2 separate regions of the Homo sapiens genome follow, and region 1 is linked to region 2. A link is a loop called in an ENCODE intact Hi-C map of the cell type or tissue named here. Cell type or tissue: natural killer cell. All regions are shown on one strand. Links, peaks and the distances in the headings refer to the core of each region. The heading gives the core; the rest is flanking DNA. Region 1 overlaps ITGB1 (integrin subunit beta 1). Region 2 has its middle 22 kb from the start of IATPR.

Evidence for each region. Peaks named below come from ENCODE experiments on the same cell type or tissue, not always from the same donor. Only the 100,000 strongest peaks of a DNase experiment are listed, where the experiment ranks them.
Region 1: it touches region 2 in a loop (2.7-fold over the local background); 9 of 110 quality-filtered maps call a loop at or near these places.

Annotation. Positions count from the first base shown.
Region 1 is chr10:32,944,934-32,951,496 of GRCh38, forward strand. The region is part of intron 1 of ITGB1 (integrin subunit beta 1); the gene reads right to left. It also overlaps the pseudogene AK3P5. Among named protein-coding and RNA genes, the nearest start is that of ITGB1, 10 kb to the right of the region's middle. In natural killer cell, for the core only: no CTCF peak of the experiment used is centred there; a DNase peak (open chromatin) is centred at 3,628.
Region 2 is chr10:33,135,675-33,142,237 of GRCh38, forward strand. No RefSeq gene overlaps it. Among named protein-coding and RNA genes, the nearest start is that of IATPR, 22 kb to the left of the region's middle. In natural killer cell, for the core only: no CTCF peak of the experiment used is centred there; DNase peaks (open chromatin) are centred at 2,587 and 3,607; H3K27ac peaks cover 1,134 bases.

The sequences.
Region 1 (6,563 bases), core at 2,178-4,677, 190 kb before region 2:
TGGAATATTACCAAGCTTTTCTACAAACTAAAGTTCCACAAAGAAGCCAGAAAGCTGCCATTACTCCATGAGGAGAAATGTGTGTAACTAGTAAGATGAGCAAACCTCCTATTCCTTGAATTTAAAAACTGCTTTTCCTAAGACCTCCAGCATGTATGAATTCTTTGAAAGTTATATTACTTTTATTTCTACTGATTTTATTCTGGATACTGAGGATGTGCCAAACGAGTCAGATACTAAGATTAATCTTTTGAAATCATCTAGTGTGTTTTATCCAGTCACCTGCAAAACCATCAGAGATGTCTTAACTTTTAAAACACGTTAGAGCAAAATTAAATGAACAATTGGTAGTAATCTAACTTTTTGTTCATTAAGTGGTTGATAGGCTGGGTGCAGTGGCTCATGCCTGTAATCCCAGCACTTTGGGAGGCCGAGATGGTGCATCACGAGGTCAGGAGATCGAGACCATCCTGGCTAACATGGTGAAACCCCGTCTCTACTAAAAACACAAAAAAATTAGCCGGGCGTGGTGGCAGGCGCCTGTAGTCCCAGCTACTCGGGAGGCTGAGGCAGGAGAATGGCGTGAACCTGGGAGGTGGAGCTTGCAGTGAGCTGAGATCACGCCACTGCACTCCAGCCTGGGCGACAGACCGAGACTCTGTCTCAAAAAAAAAAGATTAAGTGATTGATAAAATGTCCATATTTTTTGGAAAAGTTTTAAAAAGTTACATGTCATTTGGGGAAAGTATCTCATCAGAAATTTTTGCAGATTAATGCCACATTTCTAGCATTGTGGAGCATGGTGATACTACATAAAATTCCAGAAAAAAAAGCAACTGGATTCACAGATTTGTTGTAAGATACAAATTCACTGCTGCCTTTACACTAATAAATATATAAGCTAACCATATATGCTGTATTTATTTTGTTGTTAAACATACTTTCAATTTACTCAGAATTTTCAATTTGCTATAAAAATGTATCAATTAACATACAGAAAAATATTACTTTAAGATGACTCTTCTTTTGAAAATACATATGTATTGAGGGTTATAATTTTTGTCAGAAATTGACATTATAAGTTCTTGGATAAGCACCAAAGTTGAATGAATTTTCAACAAAATATAATTGAAATCTATGTTTTCAGATGTTACTCGGGTTAAGAAATGTGTTTTAGGATCTACTTGCCAGTTTCTCTTTTTGATCCAAATATATGATCTGCCCTGATAAATAACAAGTTATTATACCCCTCCTCCCAAAAATAAAAGAGAAAACCTATGGAATTATGTAAAGTAAGCATACTTTGTCATTAGTAAATAGATCAGGCATGCCTGCGGAATGTTCCCTTGGCATAAATAGCAATCAATCATGATTCGTAAACAAGGTGTGCCAATAAAAAGAATTCACAGGATAGGTTAACAAAGACCAAAAAAGTGAGTTTTCTGAAGGAGTTCTTTGTTCCTGATCAAAGAAATTGATACCTGCTAGCATTCACTGCCACCTTATCTTAAGGGGAAAGAATTCTACTGGTTTCATCTGAGCAGCCATTTAAATACTGGAATCTAAAGTGATTCCTCAGTGGGGCAACAAGGATGGCTGCTGATGTACTGTGACCTGGTAGGAGAAGTGGGGCATATGAGAGAAGGAGGAAAAACCTGACCATCTTCCACAGCATATTTACTCTTACTTTACTTGGTGCTAAAGCAAATGAAACAAGGCCTTGTATAAGCTGTTATTAATTGCCTTTAAAAATCTGTCCTGTTTTTCTCCAGGTACTTAAAACACAAGTGCCAATAAGTGGTTTGTATGTATTTCTGGGGGGGGGGGGGGGATTATTTTCCTTTTCTGCAGGTATTTCAAAAATTCATCAGTCTTTCAAGATGAACCAAGGTTTTTTAAAAGAATTATAGTAAAGACTTCTTTTTTTTTTTTAGACAGTTTCACTTGATCACCCAGGCTGGAGTGCAGTGGCATGATCTTGGCTCACTGCAACCTCCGCCTCCTGGGTTCAAGCAATTCTCCTGCCTCAGCCTCTGAGTAGCTGGGATTACAGGCATGTGCCACCACGGCTGGCTAATTTTTGTATTTTAGTAGAGACAGGGTTTTGCTATGTTGGCCAGGCTGGTCTCAAACTCCTGACCTCCAGCAATCCACCCACCTCTGCCTCCCAAAGTGGTGGGATTACAGTCATGAGGCACCATACCTGGCCTACTTCATTCTTTATAAAACTTTCTATAATGCCTCACTTGAATGTTAATATTATGTGCTTTGTAAAAATGTTGTGAACTCCCAAACTTATAGATTATCACTAGGTTATGAGGCATACATTAGTCTTTATCTGAATAAACTGAAATTTCATTAAATAAAAAAAAAAGAAAGAAAGAAAACTGCTAGACCAAGGTGTGAGAAGTATCATCTGCATGAACTCTTGAAGCCCTCGAATTATGGCAAGAACTGGGGAGGAAAGAAAGACTAAAGCCAGGTGATTCACATATAGCCGTGTGTGTGTGTGTGTGTGTGTGTGTGTGTGTGTGTACGTACATACACACAGTATGTTAAAACATATATAATAATCTTCATTTAAAAGGTTTCCTGTTTGGGGCATATGTAGCTCTTATACATCTACTAATGATGTACATGGTTGACTTGCCTTATAAATTGTCATCTTCTAGAAGTTTCTCCATGTTTTCTGTATCTAGCGCAATGTCTTTATATTGAATAAATGAAGAAACTAACGATAAAAACAACTGGAGATACTCTGAGGTATCAAAAAATAAAACACTGAGCTTCATGACAGCAGATATTTGTGGCATCTACCGTTGTACAACATTGTGTAGTGCAGAGTTACACTGGCAAATTAATCTGTCTCAGTTTCCTCATCTTTAAAATGGGGACAGCAGTATTTACCTTGTAGGGGTTTTGTGAAGTTTAAATAAGTTGATACACATAAAACATTTAAAACAATGTCTGGCCAATTGTAAGTACCTGGGTGTTACTTGTTATGATCATTACCAAATGTTACAGGAAGCGCTCAATAACAACGTAATTGAATAAAGAAGTAACTATGGTTGAATTTTTTTTTTTTTTCAATTGTAATTATAACCAGAAAACTGACTGGATCCACTTTAGGGAAGACACAAGATATGAAAGAAAGGATAAAGTCTGAAAGTTAGAAGTAACACAACTACAGAAAATAGATTAATGTGGATTGTTATAGCTGTTCATACACTGACATCCTCAATATCAAAACCTTATTATACTCTTTATAGATTCCACATCCAAGTAGAATTCTATTTAATGTGCTTTCTAACAATCAGATTCCTGACAAATGTGTTCATAAAGTAATAAAAGCAGCAAAACCTTAAATATTTTATACTGACAAAATATTTAAGGTAGTAAATGTTAGACAAAATACAAATGCTCTGAACACTAATATCATAAAAACATAGTAGACAAAATACAAATGCTCTGAACACTGATATCACAGAAACCCTTAAAAAAAGATTGAGGGGAGGGAATAACATACCTAATACAAACAGAAATAAGGAGGAAGCTTTGAGGTTTGCTATGCTTTGAACGTGTCCCCAAGGTTCACGTGTTGGAAACTTAATCCCCAAAGCAACAGTGATGAGAGGTGGGACTTTTAAGAGGTGATAAGGTCATGAGGGCTCTGCCCACATGAATGGATTAATGCTATTACCACAGGAGTGGAGAATGGGTTCCAGATAAAAGACGGAGTTTGGCCTCCTTCTCTTCTCTCACTCTCTTGCCCTTCCACCTTCTACCATGGGATGATGCAACAGAAAGACATTAGATGCCAACCCCTTGATAATGGACTTCCCAGCCCCCAGAACCCTGACATAAATTACCCAGTCTGTGGCATTCTGTTATAGCAGCACAAAGACTAAGACAAGGTTCTTACATCACAAGGAAGCAAACCCCCCTGAAAGGACTAGAATACCAATTCTGTGTTTTATTAATCAAACCCAACTAGCAATATGATTTCGTTCAGGGACTGCTGCTCACTGTGGATTACTGAAAAAAAAAAAAAGACTGACTTCTCAATTGAGAGGGCCAGACTAGGCACAGGCAAGAAGAAGAGTATAATACACTAAGTTTTGATGATTTAAAGTAATTTGTAACAAAAAGTTATTTCATTTAGAACTTTAAAAAATTAGAATTTTATTTCAGCACCTTCAAATGGATATGATAATAATAATGATAAAATAATAGCATCTATCTCCTCCAGGTAACTCAATGAGGTGAAGAATAATAGTGTCTTTGTTTTACAGATGAGGAAACAAAACCAGAGAGACTAAACAACTTGCAATGGTGGAATCAAAAGTTGCACAGGTGGAATTGAAACCTGACCATCTGTATCCAGAAGCTATGACCTGACTTCATTAAACTGTAATTTTTTCAAAGCCTACTTAATCACTATTTTAAAACAAAGAACATCCTTCTAGTGTTAGAACTGACTCAGGGCACAGAAATGGAAAGGGCTTATAATGTTCTATGAGTTTATTTCTTGGGCATTTGAACTTAATAGAGGCCAAGAAAAGTTATTTTAATTGCCATATTTCATAAGTACAGACAAAGGTTTTGTGTCTTGTTCCTATAAAAGCATTTCACCTTAAGGTCATTTTTTACCATATGAAATTTTATCTAAGGGGTCATAATTCATTCCCTGAACAATAAACAATCTTAAACACCACCCACAAATAATCTCATTTTAGTGGTTAACCCAAATATGTGCAATTGTTTCCACTGTCAAAAATAGTGCATAATTGTTTTAATCTTCACTGTAAACTAATCTTTATCCATAAAAGTATGGTTTTATATCATGTTCAAACTTTTAAATACACACTCATTATTTATTAATTTTTTTAAACAATTTTACAAATAATTCATTTGGCATTTCCTTTTAAATTTACAATCTTTAGAAACTTTATATGGACTATCTTTGTAGAAATTAAACAACTACACTTTAGAAAAAAATTGTAACATATGTAACATATGTAACATGTTATGTTCATTTCAGAGTTGAAAAATAAGCCACCTAAAAGCCAACTCAAATAAAAAGAATACACAAAAGATTTCACAAAATCTCAAATCTTTTCACCTTAATAGTAGAAAAGATTCTGATACCTATAGAGGTATATCATAAATGTCTCCTAAAAATTATAATAAACTTGGATTCATCCCAAGTCTGTTCTACCATCATTATTTTCTGTATCTGCTTTTAAAAGGGGAAGAAATAGGCCAATAACAGATTTTAGTATTTAAAAATCAATATATTCCAGAAGAAGAACACAGAGCCAAATTGAAAGACATGAGGTTCCTCCCACTTATCCCACATAGAGAGTAATAAAAACGAGAAAAACATGAATGGAAGAAACTGAGAAATCTTTCTGAATTCTGTACCATCTGAGAGGGTGACATGTGGAGATGAGTTCCTCCCATGGAAAGGGAACCTTTCCCCTTACAGGAAGAACAATTAAAACTCAACACTTTTTTTCCTTCCATCTGGCAGGAAGAGGTGTGTTGGTCACTACAGAGGTGTTTATGGCCCAAATATTAATAAGCTAGCATTAATGATTAACAAAACTTCGCAGAAAGAATAGAGAAGAAAAAAAAGGAGACATGAAAGAGAAGAGGCTAAGGGATCCCAAAGATGTAACACCACATTTGAAGTCCTCTTCTCCTCTCCTTGACAAACAGAAAAGTAGTCTGAATTAGAAAACCATCTAAAATTCACCACTCCCACCCAGAAGAAAAATGGCTTTTTAAAGAGCACTAACCCCTTCTCACACAATGATAATGATAGCCTGGGCTAAGAAGCTCTAACAACAAAGGTTTGGCTGCTCCAAAGCTATAGGTTCACAAAACAATTTGAAATCTGAGAACAGCTCACAACACGGCGAGATACTTTAAGAAAATTATACAACAGATTGAAGATAAAATTCATCACTAGTGACTCTACCCGCCTTCTCCAGGAAAATGAAATATGGAAGATTTTTATCACCACCCAATCTACAAGTGCAAGGGAAAGATAAATAATGGATATAGTACGCATTGGCAAACAAAATGCCTAAAGATAATACGTTGGGGGTAGGGGGAGGTAAAGCCTGGAAACTTAACACCTAGGAAAGACTTCCACAGAACAAAAAGTGAAAGGAAGTCAGTGAAGAATCTTCTTTAAAAATAAGAGAAAATCTAGATCTCATTCTGCTCTTCAAGAAAGTCAGAAAATCTCAAATAGATCTTGACAGTGATCAAAGAGCAAAACCACAAAAGTCGAGGAAAAGTAAACAGAACTAAGGAAGAAAATTTAGGCTGGAATCCTCTACAGAACTCATAGACACCAAGAACAGAATCAACATAACAGGAAAATCACACAAAATTCAAATAATTCAAGCCAATGAGAAACGTTGTCTAATGGTGATCTCATAAACAGACAACTGGTACAGCACCACCACCACCACCAGCCCCTCCCTGTCCTGAAAAAAAAATAGCTTTATGTGAGAAACGGGAAAAAAATGAAGCATTTAATTCAAATGGGG
Region 2 (6,563 bases), core at 2,389-4,888:
CTGAGCTAAAATTGGGAGCTTTTACATATTCGGTATGTTTCTTTTTTCTTTTCTTTTCTTTTTTTTTTTTTTTTTTTTGATATGGAGTCTCACTCTGTCACCCAGGCTGAAGTGCAGTGACATGATCTTGGCTCACCACAACCTCCACCTCCCAGGTTCAAGTGATTCTCCTGCCTCAGCCTCTCAAGTAGCTGGGATTACAGGCACCTGCCACCACGCCCAGCTAATTTTTGTATTTTTAGTAGAGGTGGGGTTTTATCATGTTGGTCAGGCTGGTCTCAAACTCCTGATCTCAAGTGATCCATCTGCCTTGACCTCCCAAAGTGCTGGGATTACTGGCATAAGCCACCATGCCTGGCCCATTTTCAGTGCATTTCTGTGTTTAAAGGATATCACATAACTGAAATAACATTTTTTATAAACCATGCAACTTGGCTCTACTGGGTGAAGCTCACGTTAGAGGCCAACTTTCAACATATTTAAACTATGGAAGCCCCCAAAAGAGCAACTTACGTTAAAGGTGACTTATAGCAGAGGTAGCTAGGCTCAGTCCAGACTGGACAGTGCTCTCAAAGTTTATGTGCAGAGGCGGCAGTACCCAGGCAAGTCTTTGAAAGTCCCGGCTTAGAACTTGGCACAATCACCTTAGAGATTGTTCACTGCTACAAATGCAGGCATTGATGCAGGGGTGGGGCAGAAAGACGGGGGAGTGGGAGCCTTGCTGCTAATTGGTTTAGTCTAAGATCAAGCCTAACCTCCCTTGGCCCACACAACTGTTACTATTAAGTGAGACTGAAACTAATCAAAACTATTTACACAGATGTGCCAAGCCTGGGAGATGAAGCAATTATGTGCCCAGACCCATGTTGATGAGTAATTTGTGGCAAACTCCTCTGTATAAGAGGGGGTCATGTAGTAGCAAAGTGGGGTTGTTTTGAAGAGAAAGCCTGCTGATGTGAAACGAAGAGCTGACTTGGATTCCACATGATAGGAGACAGGTATATGCTTGGAGTGCAGCCTCTCCAGGGGAAACTGAGGGAGGGATGGGGGACTAAGTGATCTGCAACTCACTCATGAAAACCCATTTCAACCCAAAACAGACCTAACCTCCTCCACCTTCCATTAAGTAATTTATCAGGGTTTTAAAAGAAGAATCCATATTTCTTACACTTCCTTTCTGTTGGACAATGCAGTGATATGACCAAGGGCTTGGGGTGTGGATTGCAGGGGAGGGAAGGTTAATTAGCAACACAGATTAATTAGCAACCAGTCAGGGAGACGGATCTGTGCTCTGATTCATCTAACAAAAACTCTGGAGGTGGCTATGCTTAATATGCTCCTTTGCAGATGTCAGATCTATAAGTGAGAGAAGCTAAGTGAGTCACCACAGGTCACAAAGCTAGCAAGAGGAGACAGATTGTAAGATCATAAACCAAAGTCCCAGGCCTCCAAACCCCATGCTCTTTCCTACAAAATATACTATCTTCCTTCTGAAAATTATGCTCATCATAGGGACGAACTTTGTTTCCCAGGATTAGTTGGGCTCACGTACATGCTACCATATTGACTCGGGTTCTCTAGGGTACTGGACCAGAATGTTTGTTCCCTCAAAACTTGAGGTCCTAGGGCCATCTAGGAGGAGCGGTGCAAGAGGCTTTGGGATCGATTGCCAGGCTGTGGGCCCCTGGGGGTGAGGGGCCTGAACAAAACGTGAAATACGGCTCCACTTTCTGCATCAGCAGAGGGGAGGCTGGGCGTGCCTGTGCCCCCAGAAGTGAACCCTTATGTCCAGAGCAGTGAGGAATGTTGAAGTCAGGAATTCCCCCTTCCTTCCCTCAAGCCAGGTCCTCAGAAGCCCGGATGAAACTCCTTGATAGGAGATGTTTTGAAGGAACCTGGGTAAAGTGCTTCTGTGGACTGCAAGATCTAACAAGTCTCAGAGTCAGACAGTCTGAGGAGTAGACCCATAGATGCCGAGTGCATACTTTCTCTGGGCGACACTTTGCATTTACGGAACAGGTGCTGGGAGCCAGGAGGTGAGAACTCCCAGAGACTCAGTCCCTGCCCTCAAGGAATTCCCAGTCTAATCAGGGACATGAGCTTGTAAACCTGGCTCCTCCCCGACCCGGCCCTCAGCCCAACCCTGAGTCATCCTGATGCTCACTCAGGATTGGAGGTCCTGGAAGTCCACAGTATGGGTGGGAGAAGAGGAGGAGCCGCTCACTCATGCAGAGGGAAGGAGAGAAGAGTGAAGTAATGAATGCATGCATTCATTCAGCAGCTGTTTAGGAGAGCCTTTCCCGTGTCCATCACTCTCCTGGGTGCTGCGACTATGGTAGAGAACAACACAAATTTAAATAAAAAGTCCCTGTTATGATGGAGGTGATGGGACTTGATCTCTTTGCATAGCATCCAGATTATTGGAGAAGTGAGGGAGGAAAAGGATATTCTAATCTCATTGTGAAATTGAGGAAACCAAAGCCTTTCTACTTACAAAGTGGCAGCCCCAAGATGCAAACACAAGTCTCTCAATTCCGCTATGTGCTGGTGCCCACACACATAGGGACCCTCCCCTTAGCTAGGTTGCTATGAGAGAGGCCACAGAGCCCTAGCAAGGAAATTGCACAAAGGCCAGCACCAAAGGTTGTTGTGATCATAAATTTGGTCCTTCCAGTAGTTTCTGGGGAGACAAGGGTCACAAATGCATCTATCTTTTGGTCAGCCGTTTTAGTATCAGCTTCCAGGTCTATTGGATAGAGATATTCATCTACACGAATAAATAACTCCTTGAAATAATTCAAGGCTTTTCAGAAACCACAATCAAATTTGTAAAATAAGGCAAAGCAAAGCAAAACACAACAAAACACTTACGTAACCATTGTTTGTGATGCAAAGCTGTAATTAAGAACCAGAATTTAACAAATATACATGAAAAAAAGCATAGAGTTGATCAGCATATTATTTTCAGGGCAAATCATAATAGTAAACTTGCATATTTCAGGGAATTTTTGTTTATACATTTTCCCCAGACCAAGCCTGAAATTCCTGTATTAAAAAAAATCACCGCCAGGCGTGGTGGCTCACACCTGTAATCCCGGCACTTTGGGAGGCCGAGATGGGCAAATCATCTGAGGTTGGGAGTTCGAGACCAGCCTGACCAACCTGGAGAAACCCAGTCTCTAGTAAAAATACAAAATTAGCTGGGCATGGTGGCGCATGCCTGTAATCCCAGCTATTCAGGACACTGAGTCAGGAGAATTGCTTGAACCCGTGAGGCAGAGGTTGCGATGAGCTGAGATGGCGCCATTGTACTCCAGCCTGGGCAACAAGAGCGAAACTCTGTTTCAAAAAAAAAAAATCACCCTATCAGTTAACTAGAGGAATAAAGCATAACATAAATGGGTACTTTTCCAGCAATTTCATTTTTTTTTAGATTTAATATTAGTTACAGGAAAGAATACACTGTCAAGGAAATCCATCAACAGCTTGGTTTTCAGAGGGAAACTCAGATACACACTTATCTATCCAAGGTTACCAGGTACCCATGGTTACTTCAGTTCAAAAAGAAACAAAACAAACCCCAAGTGCTTGAAGTGGTAACAACGGTTAGTTTTATTTCACAGCTGGTAACGTAGGTAGAAGGCACAAAAACAAGGCTGTGCAGGGGGCGGTTACTTCCTTTTCAGTGGATGGGCAAGTCATGGACTTTCGCAGTCTGAAAGCTGCTGCCGCCCCCCCCAGAGCTTGACCTCCACTCCAACGCAGCATCCCAGGGTCACAACCTGGAACTTGTCATCATCTACACCGTGTTTTGGAGCCCACATCTTAAACTCCCTGTCCCTTCAGCTCTTCCTCCTCTTCTTGGCAATATTCTCTCCAGCACCTTCAGCACAAGCCCCCGTCTCCAGCTTCGTCATGCCCCCCTCATGCATCATCTCCCCTCCATCCGTGCTCGGTGAAGCCGTTCTCCATCCACCTCTTCTGCCTCTCTCATTTTACTCCACTGCTGTTCCTTGCCTTTAGTTACCCTTTCCTGTCTTAGTCCATTTTCTGTTGCTTGTAACAGAATACCTGAAACTGGGTAATATGTAAAGAAAGGAAAAGTATTTTTTACACTTAGGGAGTCTGAGAAGTCCAAGATTGATGGGTCATAGCTGGTGGGGACTGAGGTGGCACAGGGTGTCACATGGTGAGAGTCTGAGTGTCCTGACTCAGGTCTCTTTTCCTTTTTTTTTGTTTTTTTAGATGGAGTCTCGCTCTATCGCCAGGCTGGAGTGCAGTGGTGCAATCTCGGCTCACTGCAACCTCCGCCTCCTGGGTTCAAGAGATTCCCCTGCCTCAGCCTCCCAAGTAGCTGGGACTATAGGCGCCCGCCACCATGCCTGGCTAATTTTTTTTTCCATTTTAGTAGAGAAGGGGTTTCACCATGTTGGCCAGGAAGATCTCGATCTCCTGACCTCATGATCTGCCCACCTCAGCCTCCCAAAGTGCTGGGATTACAGGTGTGAGCCACTGCCCCCGGCCTTTTCCTCTTCTTGTAAAGCCAGCAGCTCCATTCCAATGATAATTTACTAATCTGTCAACCTATTAATCCATGAATGGATTAATCCACTGATGAGGGCAGAGTCCTCATGACCCAGTTACCTCTTAAAGGCCCCTCCTCTCAACTCTGCCACATTGGGGATCAAATTTCAACATGGGGTTCAGACAGGACAGACATTCGAATCATAGCACTTCTCTTCCTTTACTTCTCCACCAATCGTGAAGATATACGGAGAGATCAAGACCCATCATCTCCACAGGAATGGGGATTTTAAAATCTGTTTTGCTCACTGCCATAGTCCCAGCACCCAGGAGGCATTCCAGGCTCTCAATAAGCATCTGTGGGAACGGTGGCTCACGCTTGTAATCCCAGCACTTTGGGAGACTGAGGTGGGTGGATCACCTGTGGTTGGGTGTTTGAGACCAGCCTGGCCAATATGGTGAAACCTCGTCTCTACTAAAAATACAAAAATTAGCCAGGTGTGGTGGTGCGTGCCTATAATCCCAGCTATTTGGGAGGCTAAGGCAGGAGAATCCCTTGAACCAGGGAGGCGGAGATTGCAGTGAGCCGAGATTGCACCACTGCACTCTAGCCTGGCCTGGACTCTGTCTCAAACAAAACAAAACAAAAGTGTGGAATGAAGGCATACATTCATTACTTCCCTCCCTGGGTTCTCGCCACTCTTCTCTTCTTCCCTCTGTACGGTGAGCTGCTTCTTCTGGTTCTCTTATCCCATTCTGTGTGTCTACAGGAGTCCCCAGCCTGGAGCCCACATCAGGACCATCTGCAGTGTCTAAATAAGTGTGCCCTGAGGTCCAGCCCCAGAGGTTCTCACTCAGATCTGGGCTGAGGGCCAGGTATAGGAGATGCCAGGTTTACAAGCTCGTGTCCCTGATTGGACTGGGAATTCCTTGAAGACAGGGACTGTGCCTATGGGAGGTCTCACCTCCTGGCTCTCAGCACCTATTCCAGAAATGCTTCCTGGATCGAGGGCATAATGAGTCCAGCGTGGCTTTGGGCATGTCTTATACTCTGGGTGTAAGTGTTTGCATCTGTGAAATATGCCGTTAGAACGCTCTGTCTTTTGTTTCCTTTGTGACCCTAGGACTCCATCAGCTCCTATATGTGAAGAGTGGAACATCAGATTTGAAGCCTGATTGCAACTTGAAGGCCTCATCTAATCACACAGCTTGTGTGCCTGGGCCCTGAGTGGTATTGGCCTAAAGCATAATGCAATTCACCCTGCATTTACATTCCTCTTCATCTGATTTGCCGGAGAATCTGGATTTGTTAAGGATCTCAGCTTATTTTCCTCAGGCAGATGCTCTTAGTTTCTCAGCAATCCAGCAGTGGTTACAGAGCCTGGGTCTGTAGGAGATGAGGGGCCCAGCACTGGAGGGGGGGCTACCTTGGAAGACAGCTCCTCCCATCCCCACTGATTTTTCAAGTCAACGGGGGTAATGGTTTCACCTAGTCCTGGGGGTTTCTTGAGGCCACTGTGCACTCAGTAGCACCATCAGTCCTGACTCCCTTAATAAGAAGAAAAAAAGTCTTGGCCAGGCATGGTGGCTCACGCCTGTAATCCCAGCAATCTGGGATGCTGAGGCAGGCGGATCACTTGAGGTCAGGAGTTCGAGACCAGCCTGGCCAACCTGGTGAAACCCCATCTCTACTAAAAAAATACAAAAATTAGCCAGGCATGGTGGCAACCTCCTGTAATTCCAATTACTCGGGAGGCTGAGGTGAGAGGATTGCTTGAACCCAGGAGGCAGAGGTTGCAGTGAGCCGAGATAGCGCCATTGCACTCTAGCCTGGACGACAGAGCGAGACTCTGTCTCAAAAAAAAAAAAAAAAAAAAAAGAATCTTTTCATGGGGTGGAGAGTGGCTGTCCCTTTAATGGAGATCTCCAGGGACACGGATGAGTGAAAAGAGGTTTTATGCATTGATGAAAGCCTTTAAAATCCCCAAATCTGTTCAGAACTAGTGAAAGATGGAGAGGTTGGAAACTAGAAATTGGCT